Regions from separate parts of the Homo sapiens genome. Here region 1 is linked to region 2. Evidence: read pairs that join two places in POLR2A ChIA-PET (ENCODE). Cell type or tissue: MCF 10A. All regions are shown on one strand. Links, peaks and the distances in the headings refer to the core of each region. The heading gives the core; the rest is flanking DNA.

The links. ChIA-PET counts read pairs that join two places held together with the same protein. Peaks named below come from ENCODE experiments on the same cell type or tissue, not always from the same donor. Only the 100,000 strongest peaks of a DNase experiment are listed, where the experiment ranks them.
Region 1: POLR2A ChIA-PET joins it to region 2 with 5 read pairs; 5 of 35 experiments call an interaction of 5 or more read pairs at or near these places.

Annotation. Positions count from the first base shown.
Region 1 is chr10:88,372,484-88,385,197 of GRCh38, reverse strand. All of the region lies in intron 4 of RNLS (renalase, FAD dependent amine oxidase), which reads left to right. It overlaps LOC101929727 (a long non-coding RNA gene), which reads right to left. Exons shown (of 3, transcript XR_001747537.3): 3 at 5,077-11,078. Among named protein-coding and RNA genes, the nearest start is that of RNLS, 200 kb to the left of the region's middle. In MCF 10A, for the core only: no CTCF peak of the experiment used is centred there; a DNase peak (open chromatin) is centred at 5,407.
Region 2 is chr10:87,916,129-87,928,842 of GRCh38, reverse strand. PTEN (phosphatase and tensin homolog) reads right to left here. Exons shown (of 9, transcript NM_000314.8): 3 at 3,286-3,330. Among named protein-coding and RNA genes, the nearest start is that of PTEN, 59 kb to the right of the region's middle. In MCF 10A, for the core only: no CTCF peak of the experiment used is centred there; a DNase peak (open chromatin) is centred at 3,062.

The DNA of each region.
Region 1 (12,714 bases), core at 3,701-7,700, 450 kb before region 2:
TTTGCTTTTATTTAGTTTTGCTTTGCCTTGCAAGCCTTGGGTCAGTGTAGAAAGGCTAATCCAAGGAAATGAGCTAGCATTTGCTGAGCTCATTCTTAAATCAGGCTTCATCTTAGGTACTTTTGATGCATGGTCTTTTAAAATCCTCACATCATCCTCTATAATAGCCTACTTAAAATCCACATTTTATAGAGGAGGGTACCTCAGCTCAGAAAGGTTAAGTGATTTGACCAAGGTCACACAGCTAACAAGGAGGCAAAGCTAGGTGTAAGCCTAAGTGAGTATGACCCCAACTGGCTTTCTCAACTACTTAGTACATCTGCAATAGTCACATTTAAATGTAATAGTTAATTTTTGCCTGTTTATCAGACATTAGGTTCTTTTCCTTAACAAACGTCAACTCAATAGCATAGATTTCATAAGCGAAAAGCTCAAATTGACAGCTGAATTGGGAACTGTTCTCCATCAACTCCTGGTACATAATAAACTATTTTATTAATCTCTTTACTAAAAATGAACTTCCAGGCCATTTCTGACTACTCCACACTAGAGCTATAGTTGTTCTAAGTGCTTTCTATATAGTAATTAATCTAATATTGAAATCAACCCTATGATATAGTCAGTACTATAATTTTCAATTTATAGTGTAGAGAAATTGAAGTTCACAGCCTTTCCCAAGGTCATACACTGGTAAGGGAATTAAGCATGATTTAATCTCATCTTCCTGGCTGCAAAGCCTAGGTTGTGTGGCTTTGAGGAATTACTTAGCCTCTCTGAGCCTAAGTTTTTTCATGTGTAAAATGGGAATTATAACTACAGTACTATCTATATCATTGTTAACCATCTAAATAATGGTTAATTCATTTACCAGTGTTTGACCTTGAGAAAGTCTCTGAACTTAAACAGCTTTGCACATAGTAAGCACTCAACAAACATGAACTTATACAATTATTTTGAGAATTATCTTTAGTAGACACCTTTGACAATAAAGGACATAAGAGAATAGTCTATGTCAGGGATTGGCAACATTTTTCTGTTAAGACCCAAAAAGTAAATATGTTAGACTTTTTAGGCCAAGAGTCAAAATCAAGGATATTATGTGGGCAATTACATGACAAGATAGAAAACAAATTTCTATAAATCTTTATTGACAAAAATGGAAAATTTGATAATAATAGTTAAGTATAATTTTCTATAATATAGGTCTACTGATGAGAAAAATTGAATTCTTTTATTGTGGGAGAGTGATAACATTTCACTTAATTGGGGTTCAAAGTTAGTGCTTCCTATCATCAGAATCAATTGCCCATGCCCATCTGTTAATGCTGATTCATAATGAGGTTTTACATATTTTGTCTTTGAAAATATCTTTTCACACAAATAGATACTGTCAAATACTAATATCTGTTGATGAACATATGATTTTAATTTAGCACAATCATTACTTAAAAAGCACTTAAAGAATTCTATTAGATTCTTCTCTTGGTATTTGCCTTTTAGCATGTCATTATATTAATTACTTCCAATTGAAGGGTAGGTGGAAGCTCCTCAATTGCACAGTTAAATGGATTTTGAAATAAGGAAATTTCATTTGCACTTGCATCAAAGTCCAAAAAAATCCACTGCTGGAATTGTAGTTTGAACTCAAAAGATATATCTGCTGCACGTTTGTGTGGAAATGGAGGTCTTGCTTCTTGTTTTAACTTTTGACAGCACAGGAAATGTAGAAAGCAGTTTGACATTACATGTGATTCAAACAACATTAGTTGTCACTGAAATGACTTTACCACAGTATAAATTTCACTTGTAAGTGCTGTTTTGCCTAACAATTTTAGGTTGAATTTTTAAAGAAACATTAACAGTCTGTAGGAAAGCTCATTTCCAAAACTATTCAGTATTCAATTATAGGTGATAGTGGTGCATCTCATTCATAAAAATTTCAATCTTGGCCCTGAGCTCAAACAAATCATAATGAAATGTTACTACTACTTAGCAATTGTTTCTGCCATGTGATAGAGAAGTAGAATATTCAGATTCTATTCTAACAAAACTTTACAGGACTAATGATGGTTAAGTCCGCAAAAGTAAATGAATATCACCATTGACACTACTGTTTCAATTACACATGATAGATTTAAAGATGTTCCACAAAGCACCGCTGATGAATAATATGAGTCACTATAGGTTTAAGATGCCTTACATTTTGAAAAGCTATATGAATTTGTACAATTAAACCCTTTTTCTGCTTTAAAATAAATATTTTACCACCGTCTATTGGAACACATCTTAGAAGATTCCCCTTCAGGTTGTGCAGAATTTGTGTTCTCTCAGTTTTTTTGGAAATGTTGTCACCTATAGTTTTACAATGCAGGCTATTCATTAGGCTAATTCTTTAATCACTGTAGACTCAGAATTGACTCCTCAAATAAATAATAACTGAGTGGTATCAGCTATATCTGTCAACTCATCAAGATGCAAGGAAAACCACTCAAAATTACTTGCCTTGTCTTTTAATCAACAATTGCCATTGCTTCCAGTATTCTCAACTATTCAAGCAACTGTTCTCACCAAAAAGCTAATAGTCTTAAACAGGTTTGTTCTATCTGGATAATTTATTCAACTGCTATAATCAAACACAATTTAATTTATTCATCCTCAGTAAATAGCTTTCCTTGCTTGGGAAACAAATGAGCTACTCAGAAAATTATTTTTGATGCAGTGTTATTTGCACTTTTTATTTTTGTGAAAAAATTCTACTGTGATGATATATTCAATTTAATTTTTTATTTCTATGACTATTGGTTACTGGTGAGTTGAGAATAATGTGATGAGTGTTTAACCTAGAAATGCCTGTATATATTGTATTTTTTTAGCATAGCCAAAGTGTCATGCACAATAGACACAATGCTTTGCCATCTAATTTGATAACAGTCATCTACACTCCACTGTACCTGTCATTTGAAGTCCACTTTTCTCTTCTTTTACTGTTTTGAGATGATAGGTATGAAATGGCAGTTTAAAAAATAAGATGTCACAGTACAACGTGGCATGTAAAACACAATCAAATGATAACTATGTCAGTATGATTTGTAGTGTACCCAGCAGCACTGCAAAGCAATAAAAGCAACATATACAGTCAATATGTCACAACTACTCTACTCTGCCATCGTAGTGGGAAAGTGATCATAGATAATAGATATATATATGAAAGAAAGAGCATGGCTGGTTCCAATAAAACTTTATTTATGGATACTGAAATTTGAACTTCATATAATTTGTATGTACCAAAAAATTGTTATTTTTGTATTTTTCAATCACTTAAAAATTTAAAGACCATTATATCAGCTGGGGGGATATAAAAAAACCAGACAGGGGTCAGATTTGGCCCATGGATGGTAGTTTACCAACCCCTGTTCTAGGTAACTAAGTATAAAGTAGATTTCAGAAAACATTGATAAATATTTTTCTAAAATTTAGAAACTTTTAAGTGATATATAATTTGTACTTTAAAACTGTCTCTGTTTGATATATCATCTTAATATTTGTTTAATCACAGAAACCTAGTGTAATCTATAATTCAAAGGGACGGTCATCTACAATTAGAGGGAAAATTCAAGGAGAATCAACTGAAAGCCTATTATCACTAATAAAAGAATTTTTTAAAAGCTGAATATAAAAAACAAAAAATACTTTTAATATGTATATATATATAAATACACATACAAATATATACATAATTCAGTAGTTTTACTATACTTCAGCAATGGCCAATTTGAAAATATTGTATTTTTAAAAAACTATCCACAAGAATAACGAAAACAACAGACTACCTAGGAATAAGCCTAAAATAATTGTACGTGAGTAGATGAAGAAAACTTCTAAAACTTTGCTAAAGGATCTACAAAATGACCTGGATATATGGGGAAATATACCATGTTAATATACAAGAAGACATAATAAATATGTCAGTTTGCTACACATTAATTTATTAAGTCAAAGCAAGGCTGTGACTTAAGTGCCAAGCAAGGCACTTGGCGAGTTTATTCTGAAATTTATCTGAAAGACGAAATTCTTAAAATCTGCAAAGATATTTCTGGGGGAAGAAAAATTAGACTATACTATGCGTTCTACTGGATATCAGAACATATCAAAAAGCTATATAAATTAAAATAAAATGGCACTTTTGTAGTAATGATCAAACAGTTTAATGGTTCAGAATAGACAGTCTAGAAATAGACATATATTTATTTAAGAATTTAGTTCATAAAGGAGGCATTTCAAATCAATGGAAAAAGAATGGATGATTTAAATAAATGGTACAGAGACAACTGACTATCCATCTAAAAAGAGTTAGATTTTCACTGTCCCATACCATGTAAAATAATAAATTCAAGATAGAGTCAGAGACTGATCTTATGATGAATAAGAAAAGGTATAAAAGTGCTAGAAGAAAGTATAGGATATTTTTATATTCTTCAAATGGGAAAGCCTTTTTCTAAAAAAGACACAAAACCGGCCGGGCACAGTGGCTCACGCCTGTAATCCCAGCACTTCGGGAGGCCGAGGCTGGCGGATCACGAGGTCAGGAGATCGAGACCATCCTGGCTAACACAGTGAAACCCCGTCTCTACTAAAAAATACAAAAAAAAAAAAAATTAGCTGGGCATGGTGGCGGGCGCCTGTGGTCCCAGCTATTTGGGAGGCTGAGGCAGGAAAACAGCATGAACCCGGGAGGCAGAGCTTGCAGTGAGCGGAGATCACGCCACTGCACTCCAGCCTGGGTGACAGAGAGAGACTCCGTCGTCTCAAAAAAAAAAAAAAAAAAAAAAAAAAAGATACAAAACCCCAAGACTAAAAAATGAAAACAATGAACGGATACATAAAACTCAAATTTCTCTATTACCTAGCAAGCAACTGGTTGAATACATTTGCAATATAGGTAACAAAAGTAGGATTAATATGCAGAAAATATGAGCAAGACAAATAACCCAAGAGTCAAACAGGCAAAATTTGTGAATAGACAGTACACAGAAGAAATGCAAATGATCAATAAGCATGAAAAGATAATCAACCTCCTTCGTTGTTGCAATTTTTTATTGCAATGTGACAAGCCACTCCAAACTTTAGTGACATAAAACAATCATTATATTATGCCAAGAACTCTGTGGGTCAGAATTTTGGACAGGTTACAATGCAGACGTTTGTCTCTGTGCCTTGGTGTCTGGGGTCTCGGCTGGAAAGACTCAAAAGCTGGGAGGTGACTGGACAGCGGGGGGCTGATACCTTCAGGAGCCATCTTCACTCACAAGTCTGTTGGTTGATGCTGTTGTAAGCTGGAGCTGTCTGCCAGAAACCTATGAAGCCTCTGTAAATGTCCTGAGATTCTTCACAACATGATGGCTGGGTTCCAAGATTGAGTCAGAACCAGCCATAAGTTGTATCATCTTTTATGACTTAGCTCAAAAGTCACTGAGTGTCAGTTCTGCCTTAACCACAGACCCTCTTAGTTTCAAGGGAAGGGGATATAGACCCTACCTCTTGATAGAAAAGTTGTCAAAGTCATATTTAAGAAGAGAATCAGGGATGGGAGATATTGTTGCAACCATTTTTGGAAAATCTATCTGGCAAATTAGTTATCAGGAAAAGGCATATTAAATACCTAGAAACCACTTACTTACCACGTATCAGACTGATAATTCTTCCCAGGTTCATTCATTCATTGGGAAAAAGAGCCAGAGGAGTGACAGAAAAGAAAGAAAAAAAAAATCATTTGAAATTTTAGCACTATTTTTCCCTATTAAATAAAAAACACCTTGGTCTGGGGGGAATTTTTTTTGTTCAAAATATTATTAAACTGGCCATTTTACTAGAATGTGAAAAAAGTATTTATTTTGTACACTCTGCTTAAATAGCAATCCATTTTCACATTTAAGTAAACCAAAGCAAAGAAATTCCCTGTTATTAATTTAATTCACTCTTCAACATTAAAACATATATGGTCAAGTGCCACACAACAACATTCCAGTTAATGACACTAGTGGTCCTATAAGATTGTAATGGAGCTGAAAAATTCCTATGACCTCGTGATGTTGTAGCCATCATAATGCCAGAGCAAAATGCATTGCTCATATGTTTGTGGTGATGCTGCTGTAAATAAACCTATTGCTTTGCCAGTCATATAAAAGTATAGCACATACAAATATATACAGTACATAATACTTTATAGTGGTAGTAAATGACTATGTTACTGGTTTATGTATTTATCTATACTATTGTAGGGACCCAGGGAAAACTTCTCCTTCACCCTCTGAAGGTTTGATGGAAATCAACTGACAAAACAGCAGATTAATAAAAAAGGCAAATACAAATTTATTATAATTTTACATGACTTGGGAGCCTTTAGAATGAAGACACAAAGATGAAGGAAACAGTCCATTTTTATACTTTGGTTCAACAAAGTATGTATAGCATGTGCAAATATGATTGGACAAAAAGGGTATGATCTAATGCTAATAGACTGAGTGGGAGAACCCAGTAAGGCCTGTCTGTTTAGATTCTTCCTGGCCTTTCTGTGCAGCGTTCCTTACTTCTGGGTAAGGGGCAGGAGCCTCTCTAGAATGGGGGGTCTTATGACCTACAGTCAAACAAGGTAGGTGAGATAATTTTTTATGGCCAATTTTTATACAGAAAGGCAGGGGTGAGGTGGGAGTTAAAGTAATATTTTAAAATTTTATTTTAAGTTAAAGTAATATTTTTAAGCTGGCTTTGGGGAAAAGGGTTCTGGTTTCTATGACGTGCCTTGGGAAGAAGGGATTCTAGTTTCAATGGCCAGCCTTAAGAGAGAATGAGTGGCCAGAAACAGGATGGCAAAAGATCAGGGAGAACCTTTTGCTTCTGAGGCCTTCCTTTTGAGGTACTGTTTTCTGAGCTCCAATACCATATTTTTTATCATTATTTTAGAGTGTACTTCTTAGACTTATTTTTTTTTTAGTTAGCTGTAAAATGGCCTCAGGCAGTTCCTTCAGTAAGTATTCCTAAAGAAGACATTGTTATAGGAGATAAACAGCTTCATGTGTGTTAATGCTCCTTGAAGACCTTCTAGTGGGACAGTACGGGGAGGTGGAAGACAGTGATATTGACGACCCTGACCCTGTGTATACCTAAGCTAATCTGTGTGTTTATGTCTTAGTTTTTAATGATAAAGCTTAAAAAGTAAAAAAAAAATTAAAAATACAAATTTATAAAATAAGGATATAAAGAAAATATTTTCGTACAGCTATGCAATGTGTGTTTTAAGCTAAGTGTTATTACAAAAGAGAAAGTTTAAAAAAAAGTTTACAAAGTACAAATGTTAAGGAAGCTAAGATTAATTTATTATTGAAGAAAATTTGTTAAAATAAATTTAGAGTAGCCTATGTGTACAGTGTATATAAAGTCTACAGAAGATTACAGCAATGTCCTAGGCCTTCACATTCATTCACCATTGACTCACTGACTCACCCACAGCAACTTTCATCTTGCAATCTCTATCTATGGTAAGTGTCCATACACATGTACCATTGTTTATCTTCTACACTGTATTTTTATTGTACCTTTTCTATGTGTAGATACACAAATACGTAACATGTGTTACAGTCACCTGTAGTATTCAGTACAGTAACATCTGTACAGATTTGTAGCCTAGGAGCAATCCACTAGACCATATAGCCTAGGTATGTAGTAGGTTATACTAGCTACATTTGTGTAAGTACTCTCTATGATATTCACATAATGCAAAATCACCTAATGATGAATTTCTCAGAACATATTCCCATTGTTTATGTTCTTCTGAACATAAATTTAATTGCATTTTTTCCCTGTAGCTTACAGTTGTCTTCTACTGGGAGTCAAATAAATACATTTAGAAGATGAGAAGAAAATAACAATAAGGATGTGTGCGTGTGTGTGTGTGTGTGTATATGTGTGTGTATGTGGAGATAATGTGTGTGCATGCATGCGACACACACACACAGAGATGTGGAGAATACACCTTATCTTGTATTTGAGCTTTTCAAAGAATATTTCTGACTTATATGCAAGAAAGTAAGAAACTCAAGTGTAGCTAACCTTGTCTGATTTTAGGAAGCCATACAAATATTATTTCAAAGAGAATTTTCCCATATAAAATAATTCACTACGTTTAATGAATAATTTATAATAAATGGTTTGATATTTCTTATGAAGTTAAGTGTTACTCTTTTTTTGTATCTTAAGTGCATAGTTTATATGGTAGTATTTTTAACAAGACTATTGAAACAGACTTCCTTTTCCAAAAATAAAATGTTTTATGTTCTTAGCCAAAACCATTTTGATATTTTTAAAATATTGTGAATGTGAATGTATGATTTTATATTGATTTACTTTACCCACAATATTTATATATTGTTCATTGTAGAGTTAACTACATGGTATGTAGGGGAAGATTTGCATATATTTCACACAGGCAGGTTGCTGTATATACTAATATGTGAGTGTAATCCCATTCTGATTTTGGTATACCTGCCACCATAGAAATAAAGCTGGCGATTCAGTGACTAGAAAAAGACAATGAAGAGTGCAAGCTTTTTCCAGCCATGCCTGAGTAACAGTTGGAGCTGCTTTCCCCACAACATTATCTTTTTGACACTTGCAAGAGAATAATATTCATTTGCAATTGCTAATGCAATACAAACACCAAGTTAGCAAATTAAAAAGTTAAATTTCTCAAAGCGACATTGACTCATCTATATTACATACAATAAATAAATATTTTATTTGCTTCATCATTCAATTCAATTTCCCAATATGCATTATTTGAAATAGAGGTAAATTTTTCTATGAGGTGCCTATTCTTATTTTCTCCTTTTTTCACTAAAGGGATTCAGGAAATGCCACCCCAAAATATGACACATTGGTATGTTTATTGCTTTGAACTGAGGACACTTGGGGAACAGTGGATGCCGGCAGAGGCTTCCTCTGAGCTCCCTTTAGTCTTCCTAAAGACAGCCCCCAAAAGGAACTAAATTGTCATGAATCCCCTCCCTGGGAATCTTATCAACCAAGGAAGATTAACTTCGATCACAGGAGAGGAGATTGGAGGTGGACACCATGACCCCACAGATTAACACCTATTTTTCTGAGGGCTGCTCCCAGATAACTTGTATTACGTGAGAGACCTTATGTCTGCGTAAGACAACCATTTATTCACCATACATTGTCTCCCCTTATCCTCCCATTGCTTGTGTTGCCACCATCCCCTGGAAGTGCCAAGCCCCTACTCCTTTCTGTACCTCAGGATGCTATATAATCATCTGATCCTTCTTCCAATCCCATATTTTATGGGACTCCCATGCATACATGTTATTAAATATGGTTTTCTCCTATTAATCTGTTTTATGGCAATTTAATTTGTAGCCCAGCCAAAGAACCTAGCAGACTGAAGGGAAGCCATTTTTCCTTACCCTACTGCACCATCCTAAATCTTTGTGCAAAAGGAGAAACTAGCACAGTGAAATTGTTTCTAAATTAGAAACCAGAGTGTAAATCAGTTCTCATTGCAGGCAGCTCTCAGTTTATGAACTCTCTGTTGGTAATCTGATTGTTTCCAATTAGGAATGGGTGTTCCCATAGAAATAATGTTGTAATCTGCCATCTCAGGCTTGCCTGAAAAAGTTTATCATTGATACAATAGAAATACTACCATTTGCACAAATGAAAGAGCAATACAATCAAAACAAAGCAATGTTTCTATTTATATTGGACATTGGTTATTAACAAAAAGCCAGATGAAGAAGGAGATGGAGTCTTTTGTGAGATTCGGAAGGGGACTTCGGGGAACTCTTACTAGTTCATAGTCCTTTATGACATCTAATTTCATTTTAAAAGAATGTGGTTTTTCTTGTCCCTGCAACTCTAAGCATTAAAGCCATTTTTAATTTATTTTGGGGTTTTTTTGTTCTCTTTGAAGCTAGGGGTTGTTTTGTTCTGTTGTTGTGGTAGAAGTTGGTGTCTTGTTCATAAATGGAATAAAAGAGAAAGGGAAGAGAAGATAATTTGGTGAGCTAAGAAGAGATCTTGTGACAACAGGACAAGAAATTGAAGAGGAAGAGAGAGAGTAACAAGACTGGAAATTTTAAAAGGATATATATACTTTAAGAAGGAAACTGGCTTAGTAGTGAGCTGTTAACTGAAAACTTCTGGTAAGAATGAGAGCAAGTGGGGAGGAGGTCATTTGTGGTTATAGTAGGGAGTAGGAGGTAGCAAGAGTAAACCATCAGATGGACATCAAGCCAGAATAATTTGCTTGCTGCCTGAGCTGGGGGTAAGTGCCAAGGTTAGTTGCGTAGAAGCTTGGAAAAATAGTCTGCATGGATATTCATAACCTAGGGTGAAACCAGATATGTATGAAGAGATTTCAGCAGGTAACTCAATAATTGTATGCTAAATGTCCATGAAATCAGTGAGACTAGCTCCATTTTAATGTCCCTGAGAAGACCCATGTATCACTCACAAGTGTGGGGAGAAAAGTTTGATCTTTGGAATTTGTTCTTTAAATAATGGAATGACATCCCATATGTCACCTCATCATCGAGATCACGCCCTAGCAGATGTACACATTTCCCTGCAAACAAAGAGTAAACAGGTGTGTGAGGTGGATATGTTAGCGCAGGAAAGCAAAAGGAGGAATTTATGTTTTTGACTCTAAAAATGGGAAAACCATGAGTCTTGAATATGTCATAAGAAAGAAGTAAACCACCTGCTATGTTCTAGGCATAAGAGGTGCTTTGGTTAATTGCATTAAATTATATACTAACTAATTAATAACAGACACCTGGTAAAAACAGATACCTTGTTAATAAGGAGAACTTTTGGATAACCTGGTCTATAATTGAAGTTATAGGTCAGAAGCAAACACCTTGAGGTTATGAAATATCATGTCTTTCCAGAGATGAGCCAGGACAACTTTTTCATTTTCTTTCTCTTTTGCTATCACAGCTGAATCTCCTTTTAACAATTGTAACTTCTTATACCAGTTAAGGCCATTTTATTGAACTCTTTTCCTGCAACAATAACAATAATTGTTATTATTTTTTGCCCCTATTTTGTGTCAGCTATATATTAATATATAAAATTTCTAATTTTCTAATCTTCATAACAGCCCTTTAAGGTAGATCATACTTCTGCTTAACAGATGGGGCTAACTGAAGCTCAGTGATATAAGATTTGTACATCACATTATATTATTATACAGTTATTTATACAGACACACACAGTCTTTTGCTGAGGGTCAGAAATGCAAGTGTTCAGTTAAAAATAACCTCCATCATCAAATTTTTCAGGTTCAGCATTTGCAGTGACGTGAATCTCAGGTGGGAAATAAGGGAAAATGATTGAAACCTATTTCAATCACCCATTTTCATATTATGGAAACAAAACAAAGATAATAATATGGAAACAAAGATAACCAAGAAAAATGAACAATATTTTACTAATGTGTGAACACCAGTACATTAATAAAATTAACTTTTAAAACATTGCAAAGAAATGGTAGGCTGATATGAAGATAAAAGCTAATTTGCAAAGAAATGGTAGGCTGATATGAAGATCAAAAATAATTGTGCTTTTCATCAAATTGAGATTTTTGTTAGTTATGAAAGCATAATTTTAAAATAAATAAAATGCTGTAGGCTTCCACAAGATGAAGGCTGTTGCCTCTTACACTTTTTATTCCCAAGTTTAGTTTATTTGCTTTGGCTTTAGCTAAGCTTTGTGAAGAGTTGTTATTATGTAAACAGAAAAGAAGCTAGTGGATCTGCAAAGTACAAAATGAACATATTGTTTAGTGTCCTAGAGCTTATACCACCAGATTCTGATGTTTTGCTTCAATACCACAGATTTCAGGTGTTTGCAAACAGTGCTTTCTGATTTCCAAAACTATAAAACTTTTTAATTAGAATATTAATTCTCCAAGTCATTGCCTTGGTATAAAGTATCTCTAGCCATAAATGTAAAAATATGTATCTGTATAAAAATATGAGGTGACATGTAATAAAGTTTTTATTGTTATGGATTTTAGAATGACTATATTGCTCATGAATGGCATGGCCATAAAGTAATTAGATGGATAGGCTGGGAAGAGTGGCTGTAAAATAAATATGTATGATATTCTGTGACATTTTGTATAATAGCACACACAATGTTTTATTTTCATGTTCTTGCCCATCTGAAACTCAGCATTTTTCCCAACAAAAAGAATGATGGCATAATAGTCTAAAAAGTTTAGAATGCATGGAAATAAGGAAAGCATTTTCCAACCATATTATTGTGGTTTGCAGACTTAGTGTATGTGTTCTGTAAAGAAAACAAGAAAGCCAAATACGTGAAGAGAAGATTCCCAAGGATAAAACTGATAATAACTAGAGTGAAATTATTTTACATGTCAGTCCAAAATTAATTCTAGACTCTGCTAAGTGGTTGAGAGATTTTTTATAGTGATTAGCATAGTGCTGGATGCATAGTAGGCCTACAATAATGTTGCTTGAGTTAACTAATCTTTCTTGGTTTCAGAAAACAGTTCCTGCGTTTAAAAATGTTCATTTTTTTCTAATCCCATGCTTAGAACGTGTTGCTATAGAAACGACTGAATGTCATTTCGGTTTCACAGGACCTCCGGATAAAGAGAAGAGTGGGTAGTTT
Region 2 (12,714 bases), core at 1,003-5,002:
TGAAAATCTTCACAGGTAAGCATAGGAAATATGGGAGCAAATATGCTGGGACTAGTAATGATAAATATGCTCAGGGAATGGGGGTTGGTAGGATAAGGATGAAGACTTTCTTCTTAAATTAAAATCTCTGATAAATGCCCTCCTTCCACCTATACCTACTGACAGTTTCTTTTAAATTCTTTGTGGTTTGGTAGTGATAAGTCTCTCAACAAACTAAAATTAAAGATACACAAATGGCAAATGGGGTTTAGCCATTTAAATTTAACCATTTATGCTTCCTTATAACTAAAACTCAAAAGATACCAGTACCTCATATTGGTTTATATGAGACAAGAGAAATGAATAAGCATTTAAAGAATGAGTTTTTATGAAACAAGAGGCAGAAACTGAAGGAATAAGATTAACAGGAAAAGCTTCCAGAGAAGTGAGATTTGCCATAGAATCAGCTAGGTAGGCAGGTCTCTTCTTTACTCTCTTTGATGAAGCTATCACCATCTTACAAAAGAAAACTTAATAGATGAAAATTAGTAAAGCTAAAGGTTTACCACAAAATGATAAAGTATGTCAAATAAAATATGCACTGAAATATAGTAAATACCTTTAAAAAATTGGTATACAGTGAAAACTTAAATTCCTCAAAGGCAAGAAGTATACATCTCTTTATTCACTATCTCCCCTTCCCCATTCCTACCAGATTATACAACAAGGAACAAAAATAAAATATACTTGTACAAAACAAACTGATTAATTCAATTAAGTAACAGTACACCTGAATTTGCTTAATGTTATGAATGCCTGAAGAAAACACAGATATAAACAGATACAGTTAATCAGAAAGGCCATATTAGGAACTCTTCTTCACCCATGTATATCATAATTGCTATAAAAGATTTAACATACTATTAAATGTGGGTATGCCTAGTGCAAATATTTTAAGATCTTCAAATTATGTATGTTTGCAAAGACATATATATCACATGTAATACTATCCTAAAAATAAAAGAAATAAAATAGAACACCTGCTGCTTACCAGACTCACTTAACCAGAACCAGAAATACAAACAGAGGTAGAAAAAAGGTAAAGAAGATCGGAAAGTGACATTAGAACTCAAAACATGCTATAACTTAGTTCTAGAAACTTCTGAAGTCAGTAAAATTTGGAGAGGTTAAAACGAACAAGCAAAAAAGCAAAACGTAAAGGGAATATTGGCATAAACAGTGGATGGTCGGCTACCATATGTACCTGTGTGACCTTGTTCAACTCACTTAACTTCTCTAGGCCTCAGATTCCCCATCTGTAAAATGAGAAGGTTGGACTAAATGATCTCTTTCAGGTACTCTCCAGTTCTGAAAGCTTATGATTCCATGTGGGGAAGGGGCATTAAAATATATGCATTAAGAGCTACCCTCAACTAATAAACAGACTTCATTAACTTGGGAATCCAATGGTTGGAAATATAAAAACAAACAGGCAGTTAGGTTCCTAGGCTCTCTCCAATGCCAACTTTAACCATAATAATGTTAAGTGACCTACAATACTGATAGTACAGCTGAAGTCCTAAGTTCTTAAAGCAGGAAGTCACTACACACAGGAATGAAAAGAATTTCCTTCCCTTTCTTTGAATATGTTAAACTAGAATAAAATTTTGAAAAAGGCCGAATTTGTCTTTGGTGTCCTTCGATTTCCATTCTGAGACTTTCTAAATCCCCAGTTCTGATAGTCTAACCCTGAAGTGACTCAGTTTAATGGCTTCTAGCTTTTGAAAGTTCTTGTCCTTTTTTATTACTTATATTCTGAATCCAGTTGTGCAAAAAATACAAAGCTTTGTAGTTTTTATTTTCCTCCAAAGAAACACTATGGTATCCGCAACAAGGCTCTTTGTAGGAGAGGTTTATCAGGAAAAGAGAAAGACCCCTAAATGCATAGATCATTTGTAAGCTGGACCCATTAAGTTTCCATAACACCTTTTACTTTCTTTTATCTTGTTGCCTATTGCCACCACAATTCTCTCCCACCCCCAACATACAGACACCACAATCTGATGATAATGAATTCGCTGCCATATTCTAAACACTTTTATGCCAACAAGCTTCTTACAATGCCATTCCTTTGGCCTGTAACATCACTTCCCCTCCTCTCCTTGGCTTGAAAGTCAACCCTTACTGGTCCTTTTCACCCCAGCTCAAACTTGCCTTCCTTTATGAAACCTTCTTTATAAGGTAAAATTAGTGTTTCCAATGTTCTCTTCATTGCAACCTTCTATAGCAGAGTTACTTCTTCTGTAATGCTTTGTCTACCTTTTACATTAGAATGTAAGCGACTTGAGAATGGGAGCTACATCTTACTCACCTCTGTACACACCCCCCCAACATGTTTTGTGTTATCTAATAAGTGATAAGGACTTAACAAACGTTTGTTCCTTCATGACTCTGAGAAAAATCAGTGAAAACTTACTGAGAGTAACAATATCAATGTCCACTCCACTCTCAGTACTTCTGACGTTTTATCACACTAGAAAGATCACTAAATTACAGATAAATTTTTCCTATCTATAATTTATAGATATCACATGGGAAAGATAAAAGTCAAGTAAAAAATAACACGTTTTATGTGCCGATTTTTACAAATCAGAAAATAGTCAATATTTTGAGAAGGAAAAACAGTCTTCATGGGCAAAAAGAGTTAAGTTTTCTCTTCCTTCCTTCCTTTTTACCTTTTCACATCTCTACTCCCAAAGTCAAAAGAAAAACAAAAAGTTAAAGATAAGGTCAACTAGCTCTATCAATCAGGTGGGCAGTCCTTAAAACTCTGTCCTAGACAAGACAAGCCACCTAATTCAGCAATTTTAAATAACTTAGGTGATGTACAGTTAGAGAATGCCCTAACAGCTTTTTCAGTCAATAGCTCTAGAGACACAGGATAAACAAAATTATATTCACTCTGAAGTATACCTCCATGGAAGATGCTATTAGTGCTTTAACAGAAGCTCTACTGTGAATTACACTTCAAATTACCACACGGTTATGGGCTCAAATATGGGCTAGATGCCAAGTCATTTAAAGCAGATCAAGTAACATGAATCTGTGCCAACAATGTTTTACCTCATCACTACACTTTCTAAATGATCTAACAATGCTCTTGGACTTCTTGACTTAATCGGTTTAGGAATACAATTCTGTTAAAATGTATCTTTAACTCTACCTCACTCTAACAAGCAGATAACTTTCACTTAATAGTTGTTTTAGAAGATATTTGCAAGCATACAAATAAGAAAACATACTTACAGATTGTATATCTTGTAATGGTTTTTATGCTTTGAATCCAAAAACCTTAAAACAAAACAAACAAACAAAAAGCCACCATTAACAAAAATGAGCTAACATTTGAAATTACATTAATACTATCAAGAAAAACCAAAAGACAGATTTTCTTTTTCCTAATCTCAAATACCATTTAAGTGAAAATAAATAATCCAACAAATACCCCTTCTATGGGTTTAGAGTAGTAATCATGTCATTCTTAAATAATTATTACATTACACAGATTTATACAATCTGAAGTAAAACCAGAGCTTTTCAGAGAATATTTTCATAATCTTCTATCTTCAACCTAACATAATGAGACTGAATATTAAGACATAACTTCTTTAAAAAGCATTAGCATTTAGTGCAAGTATACCTAGCTCATAGAGATTTACAAGACAGTCATAATCAAGTACTCTTAAAAATAACCCTGAAAATTCAGACATCATTTTCCCATCAAACTGAAAACTTTTGATATTTGAAAGATCCACGTACTAACTATTAATTCTGTACAAAGGTATTAAACATTTTCACATATATACTCCATTCGACCCTCACAAACATCTGAGAGCTAGAGCTTATTAACACTATACAGAAGAGGGAGGTAGGTCTCAAAGAGATTACATAACTCGTCCAAGGTCATGTACAGCCAAGAAGTCAAAGAATCAAGACCAAAGACCTTTCCCTCAAGACAGTTATGAAAGTAAACAACAATTACAGCTAACACAAGCACTTACTATATGACAGACATATCCTAAGCACCTCAGGTATATAAACTGTTTAATCCTCAACCCCATAAGATAGGCAAAAGAAGGGCTAGAAGACCATGAAGCCGAGGAATTAACAGAATATACAGAATAAAAAGACAAATGAAAATCAGAAGACTAAACAAAAACTAAGAGTTCAGGATGTTAAATATATTTTAGGAGTTCCAGAAACAGAGAACACTGAGAAGAAACCGAAGACATAACTCAAGAAAAATACTCAAAAGTGAAGGATGTGAGTTTTCAAACTGGAAAGTTGCATGAGTACCTGGCAAAACAGATGAAAATAAGACCAAAATAGAAGCACACATATCTCATGAAATTTCTGAATACCAAAGAAACAGAAGATCCTAAAAGCTGCCAGAGAAGAAACAGGTTTCATAAAAGAATCTAGAATCAAAATGACATTATCCTTTTTAACAGCAATACTAGCAGCTAAAAAACAATTGGGCAAAACCTTCTGATTTTGAGGGAAAACTCTTCTCAGCCTAGAATTCTATACCAAGACAGACTATAAATCAAGTGTGACTATATAATAAGGGCATTTTAAAATCAGCGAAATCTCAAACCATACACTTTGTCAGGAAGTTACTAAAGATGTGCTCCGCCAAAACAAGAGTGGGAAACCATGAAAGAAGATGACAGTCTCCAAGAACTGAAGAATCTAACCCACAAGAGAGGAAAAGGGAATCCCTAGAATGATGGTGAAGGGACATCTTGAGTAGACAGCCATACAGCAAGCCAGGAAGAACAATTAGTCCAGACTGGGACAGATTAGAAGGCACCTGGAAAAGATAAAATTGATATAATGCCAAATGTGCTTAAACATGTTGAGAGATTTATACAATTAGGGGTGAGTTTATGAATTAAAGCTAAGAACATTGAAAACTAATTTTTTTAAAAAAAAGAGAGACAACTGTGAAGTCCAGAAAAAATAAAACATGCAGGAAAAAAGTCACAATATACTCTATCACTTAACTATGAATGGCATTTATCTAGTTATAATCCCATAAAAACTCAATATTGATATAACCAAAATTATAATGTAACTACTGGCAGGAATTATAATACAACTACTGGCAAGAAGAAGGATGAGGAGGAAGTCTGAAAATATGTGTGTGGTGATGTGGAAAAAAAGAGTATATGAACTTGAATCTGAAAAATTATGTTACAAAGTACTGCAAGCAGTATTTGTAACTGTCAGCAACATAAATTATATATTTTTATATCACACTACAGTTGTTGCAGATAGGCTACCATCCTTAAGAACAAAGAAACATAGTGCCCCTTGCTTTCAGCATGGTGGCTCTTCTCTGATACAGAAGGAAATGGAACTCAAGTGGAACACAGATTTCACTGAGGTAAACAGGAAGAGATTAGACTGCTAAGGCTGTTGGAGTTTGTGGAGCAAGGGACTAAGAATTTTGTATGGATTTCATCTCAGGTCCTTGGCTGGGGGCTGGGCTGTCTATGCGCAGGATCTGAAAGCATAACGGAGATGACGCCAGAGGTAACGAAATATAATACTGGGAGAAGCTGGAGTTCTGGCCTAGGCAAAGTGGAAGAGACCTCATGGAACACCCCAGATACTTAGCTGAGACATTGGAAAGGGCAACCTTGAAGTTAAAAACCATGCCCTAGGACAAAAGACAAATCTGAAAAATGCCTGCTTTAACAAAGAGAACCAAACCTGACAATACTAAATCAACTATCAATTTAAATGCCTGACAAAATGAAACTCAGCACCCTTAAAGGAAGTAACAATCCAAACTCCCTACATTTCAACATACGATTAAAATTTACTAGACAGGCAAAGCAGAAAAACATGACCTATTACAAAGAAAAAAGAGCAGGCAATAGAATCAGACTCCAAGATGAACCAGATGTTTGAATTAACAGACAGTGACTTTAAAACAGTTACTATAAATATGTACAAAGATGTTAAAAAACAATGAATACAATGAGTGAAAGATGGAAAGTCTCTGCAGACATAGAAAATACAAAAGACAGCAATTTGAGGCCTCAAAAGTACAATATCTAAGAAAAAAAATCTATCGGATGATCTCAACAGAAGATTGTAAACTGTAGAAGAAAGGTGTGGCAGATTGTATTTTCCAAAAATTCATTTAGCAAATATTTATCAAGCACCTGTTATGTAACAAATACTACTGTGGGCATAGCGGCAACAGAACTCGAAGTAATGACAACCATAATAATGAATGCTTCTAGCAGCCTGAGAAACCCGATGGAGAACTAGCTTTTGGTATCTCATTTGGAAAACAGCCTAAGGACATTGGACAGCTCCCACCAATCCTAAAATAAACGAAAAGAAAAATTAGCATCTGAAAAAGTAAAATAATTATTTATTTGCTACTTTTTCCCATGGCTAATTCGCTATTTGGTAACCATATATATTTCCCCTTGTATTAGTCCATTCTCACACTGCTATAAAGAACTACCTGAGACTGGGTAATCTTTTAGAAGAAGAAAGGTTTAATCAGAGGCCTCAGGAAACTTACAATCATGGCAGAAGGCCAAGGGAAAGCAAGCACGTCCCCGCGGCAGGAGTAGGAGGAAGAGAGAGAGCAAAGAGGGGAGGTGCTACACACTTATATACAAGCAGATCTCAGGAGAACTCTTTCGCGAGACAGCTCTAGGGTGATAGTGCTAAAACCATTACAAACCACTCCCATGATCCAATCACCTCCTACCAAGCCCCTCCTCCAACACTGAGGATCACAACTCCACATGAGATTTGGGTGGGGACACAGAGCCAAACCTTATCACTCCTGCTACATTCATGTTTAATCAACATTTGCTCTTAGAACCCTAGTGTAACTACAGCGGTTACTGCTGTTACTAACGCATAAATTTACACATAAATCATCCCTGCCTTAATCCCATCAACACAGGCAAGCTCCAAACATTTCAATTCTTAACTAATGCCTCCTGACCATCTTCAGGATGGTTATTAGAATTAATTCTGTTACGTATCCAATACATGGAAAGTAACTATCTTGTTTAAAATGTTCTTGTTTGTAACTTTCACCTGCACAGTACTGCTTTCTCCTACATTGCCTCAAGTTAAAGAAAAAATAATAACAGTTTTGAATAATTCTGCTCAAAAATAGTGATTCCTAGTACTCAAGAAAATCTAATCTCTCTAAATAGGTATAAAACTGGAGGGAAAAGAAATAAACAGTGCCAGGCCAGGCGCAGTGGCTCACACCTGTAATCCCAGTACTCTGGGAGGCCAAGGCGGGCAGATCACTTGAGGTCAGGTGTTCGAGACTAGCCTGGCCAACACAGTGAAACCCTGCCTCTGCCAAAATTAAAAAAATTAGCCAAGTATGGTGGAACGCGCCTGTAATCCCAGCTATTGGGGAAGCTGAGGCAGGGAGAATTGCTTGAACCCGGGAGGTGGAGGTTGCAGTGAGCCAAGATCGTGCCACTGCACTCCAGCCTGGGCAACAAAACGAGACTCCTTTAAAAAAAAAAAGAAAAGAAAGAAAAGAAAGGGAAGAAAGGAAGAAAGGAAGGCAAGGCAGGCAAGGCAAGGAAGGCAGGCAAGACAGGCAAGGAAGGGAAGGAAGGGAAGGAAGGAAAGAAAGAAAGAAAGAAAAGAAAGAAACAGTGGCAGAACTGACCTATAACTCACTAAGAAATTCAGAAGGCTATCAAAAATAATCTTAAAAACTGCCAAATATTTCTCCCAAGAAATCATATCATTTTGTGCTCTAACCAACATGCATAAGAGTTCCAGTTAATCTATGTCTTTGCCAATTCCTGTAAGCCCTTTTTGAGCCATTCCAGTAAATATGAGCTATCTCATTACGTTTAAATTTTCATTTCCCTGATGACTGATTTTAAACATCTTTTCATATGCCTACTGGCCATCTATATATCTTCTTTTGTAAAATTTCTGTTTCCATTTTTTGTTTTTTTTTTTGTTTGTTTGTTTTGAGACAGGATCTCACTGTGTTGCTCAGGCAAGCGTGCAGCGGTGCGATCACAGCTCACTGCAGCCTCCGCCTCCCAGGCTCAAGCTATCCTCCCACCTCAGCCTCCCAAACAGCTAGGACTACAGGTGCATGCCATCATGCCCAGCTAATTTCTTGTATTTTTTTATTTTGTAGAGACTGGGTTTCACCATGTTGCCCAGGCTGGTCTCAAACTCCTGGGCTCAAGCAATTCACCCACCTCAGCCTCCAAAAGTGCTGGCATTATAGGCATGAGCCACTGCACCCGGCCTGCCCTTCTCTTTATGGGGTTATTTTCTCATTATGAAGTTGTAAGAGCATCTTTATGTATATATTATACATTCAAGTCCTTTTTCAGATATATGTATTGCAAATATTTTCTCCAAAACTGCTTGCCTTTTCATTTTGAGTCTTTCAATGAGCAGAAATTTTTAATGTTGATAAAGTCAAATTTGTCCATTTTTTCCTTATATAGTTAATTTTATATGTACTGTCTAAGAAATCTTTAAACCAAAAGTCACAGAGATTTTCTCCTATGTTTTCATCTAGAAGTTTTATATTTTTAAATTTTACTTTTACATTTAGGTCAACAATCCACTTCAAATTAATTTTTGTATATGATAAGACATAAAAGTCAAGGTTCACTTTGTTTTCTCTATTGTTCCAGTATTATTTGTTTAAAAGATTATCCTTTTCCCATGAATAATCTCAGCACCTTTGTCAAGAAATGTGTATGTGAACTTTTCTGGAATCTACTCTGTTCAACTGATCTACATCATGTGACCCAACAATTCTACTCAAAGGTATTGAATAAACAGAAACAAAAATATATGTCCACAAAAGTCTTGCACATGAATGCTTACAGCAGCTTTGTTCATAACAGACCCAAACTGAAAACAACTCAAATGCCCACCACACTAATAAAGAAATGTCATATCCATACAATGTAATATTAGTCAGCAATAAAAAAGAACAAATTATTGATACTAGTAACAACAGGGATAAATTTCAAAAATATTATACTAAAAGAAAGAAGCCAGACACAAAAAGGAATACATGCTATATGACTGTATTTATATGTAATCCTAGTATAGGCAAAGCATATAGAAAGCAGATCAGAGATTGCCTGAAACCAGGTTTGGGGACTGACTACAAATGGGCATGAGGGAAACTTTTCATAAAGCGAGTGTTCTAAATCTTGGTTGTTGTGTTTACAAGAAGGTGTGTGTTTACAAGAAGGTGTGTGTGTGTGTGTGTGTGTGTGTGTATTTCTCAAAAGTCAATGAACCGTACATTTAAAATGGGTAGATTTTATTGCATGTAAATTATACTCCAATAAAGCTAATTTTTAAAAGTAATATAAAAAAAGTAATATAAATAGCCTCTGATTTAGAAATATCAGTATGTAAAATGCAACCTACCTTTAAAAAGACTCAAATTTATTTTGATTAAGCTAGAGGACAGCAACAGAAAGAGTACATCAACTTCAGGAATTAGAACTTTTTAGAATGAGAGGCAGAATGACACTGTATAGAACAGCACTGTCTAACAGAACTTTTGCAATAATGAAAATGTTCTGTATCTGTGCTGTCTTAATACAGTAATCACAAGCCACATGTAGCTACTGAGCACAAGAAATGTAGCTAGCAAAAACAACTCAGTAAATTTATTTTATTTTATTTACATTTAAACATAATGATAGCTACATGTGGCTAGTGGCTACCTACACTGGATAACAGATATCTAAAGGATATCTATCTATGAAAAAAAAAATCTGCTGGGATACAATACACATGCTCCCTAGTCAGGTAGTAGAAATGGGTACATCCTTAGAATAGAGCATAAAATTGGAACAGAGAAAAGGTACAGTAAAAATTAGAGACTTCACAGCTGTCAAAATATATACTAAACATATTTTCAACTACATGCAGTTTTCCAATAAATTCTTGCCATGCTTGATTAATTTGCTTCTGTCATTAGATTAGAAAGAAACTACAATTCTGGATATATTTCTAACTAAGAATGAGGAACAAGTTTGAGTGGAAATGCCAGGAAACAGGGAGAAAGTGTTCACATAATTTTAGAGTTCACGTCAGACAAGGAAGGAAATACTGGCGTAGTTAGATATGATACAGATCAGTAAAACAGATTTCAAAAGCTTCATTTAAATAACAGGCTATGAATTCATAACTCAACCTATAATGAAAGACTTGTGGTTTTAAAAACTAAAATTCTGTATAAACAACTACAAATGACTCCAGTTTAAAAAAGACAAAGGAGGAAATACACAAATTATCTAAAATCAACCAACACAGCTGCAGTGAATTTACCTTCAAAGCTCAGATTCAAAACGTACATATATATATTATAATAGCCAAAAAAGGGGATGAGAGATAATTACAGATGAAACAAAACAGCAGCACATATAAAGGAACATGAAAATAGTAAAAACAAAAGGCTTGGAGGAGGGGAGAATGTTCACACCAAAAAGAACAATAAAAAAATTAGGCCAGGTGCAGTGGCTCATGCCTGTAATCCCAGCACTTTGGGAGGCCAAAGCAGGCAGATCACTAGAGGTCAGGAGTTCAAGACCAGCCTGGCCAACATGGTGAAGTCCCATATCTACTAAAAATACAAAAATTAGCCGGGCATGGTGGCACATGCCTGTAGTCCCAGCTACTCAGGAGGCTAAGGCAGGAGAATTGCTTGAACCTGGGAGGCAGAGGTTGCAGTGAGCCAAGACTGTGCCACTGCACTCCAGCCTGGGCAACAGAGTGAGACTTTGTCTCAAGAAAGAAAAAAGAAATTAGACTCCCACACATTAAACAGCTATATAATGCTAAAGACAAGGAAAAAGGCAGGAACTCTTAAATTCCCTTTTCACTTTTATCTTCTCTATCCAAAAGAAGATGATTCAGTAAGTAAGGAGTAGTGGGTACATGACAGTTCTCTTTATTGAAAGCATTTCCTACTTGCTAATTTAAGCAAGGTGACTTTTAAAGAATATTTCTTAATAAACAATCAATAATGCAAAACAAAAGATAACCCACCAAGTTCTTTATGCTATTATTGTTTCATCTGAATTTTGTAGTCACAAAATTCAAATGGCAAGAGAAGCAGAACATTAGACAACTGTCTGAAGAAAGAATAAAATTGGTTTCCTGAAAATCATTAAGGAAAATACAAACAAACTAAAAGAAAAATAAGTTGAAAATAGGGTCAGTATATACATACACACACACCAGAAAGTACATAAGACCAATACATCAAAAAGTCGCTAAACCTCACAATTAAAAAAACACGATCAAATAACAAGATACCATTTTTTGCCAACAAGCTATAAAAAGTTAAAGTTTGAAACTATTCAGTTTGCCAAAGTTAGTGGGGATAGAAGGAAGAAGCACTCTTAAACAGTGAGTATATAAAATACCATTTTTGAAGGCACTAGTTTAAACCATAGACGCAATGGACCTAGCAACTCCACTGCTAAGAATTTGCCTTAAAGATATACTTGGAAAAGACAACAAGATACATATGTGAACTGTTCTCAATGACAAAAAAAAAACTGGAAACAACTTATATATTCATCATAGGGGCCTATTAATGATAGCATGATCATAAAATGAAATAAAAGGTAGTTAATAAAAGAATCAGGTAGGTAGATGTCCACAACAATATGGAAGATTCCTCAGATATAAAATTTTTGAAAGGGGCCAAACAGTGGTAGTATGTTCCCATTTGCTTTTCTTAAAAAGTGGGTAAACAATGAAAACAATTTTCAAAAGAATATGTGAAACTTTAAATTACAGATATAGTTAGGAAGAGGGTAAAATAGGAGAAATTTGTAGGGGATATTTGTCATCTTCAGGCTGTTAGGCAACCAAAATACCATTTCAATTTGGAGATAATTTCAAGAGATTAGAAGCAGATACTTCTTTCCTCATCTTTCTCTTAACACATGTACAGGCCTGATACCAACTATTAATAGATCTTTTTGCCGTGGATACCGAATCCTAGTGAGGACAAGGTACAGGAGAGTCAGAGATTATTCCTAGAGATCACCAGAGGAGGTGAGTTAATGAGCAGAGTCACCAGTTTCGAGGCATAGTGGCAGCAGCTATTACACCAAGTGTCCAAGCAGCAAAGTCCTAAGCAGATTGCTCCTGTTGAAACCTTGGGGCCATGTCTTGCTTCCCTTAGCTTCCACCTATCTTCCAAGTCTTGTTGTCAAACTATGACCTACCTAATACTTTTTTAAAAATTCCTTTCTGATTAGGTAAATCAGAGTCACTTTCTATCATTTGCAACCAAGAATTCTGGTTTCTTTTACAGCATTTTCCCATAATTTTGTTTTTAGTGAGGGCTGGTGAAACCATGCTCTTTTGTGAGCTCCCTTTAATATTTGAACTTTATGATTTCTTACCTACCACTGTGAACAACTGTGAGACTTGCAGGAGAATAAACAATCTATTTAAAAGAAAGTATTACAACAGTTTAAAAAGGGGATGAGGTTATGTTCTCTCAAAGAACTTGACTATAACTTAGGGAAACATTCACCATGGCTGCCCCTCCCACTTCCTTCTCTTTCCTCCCAAGGATTTCATGCCCACAGTTGGCTGATTGCCTTATAAGTCTGACACAATGGAAAGGCGGAAAAAAAGCAAGAA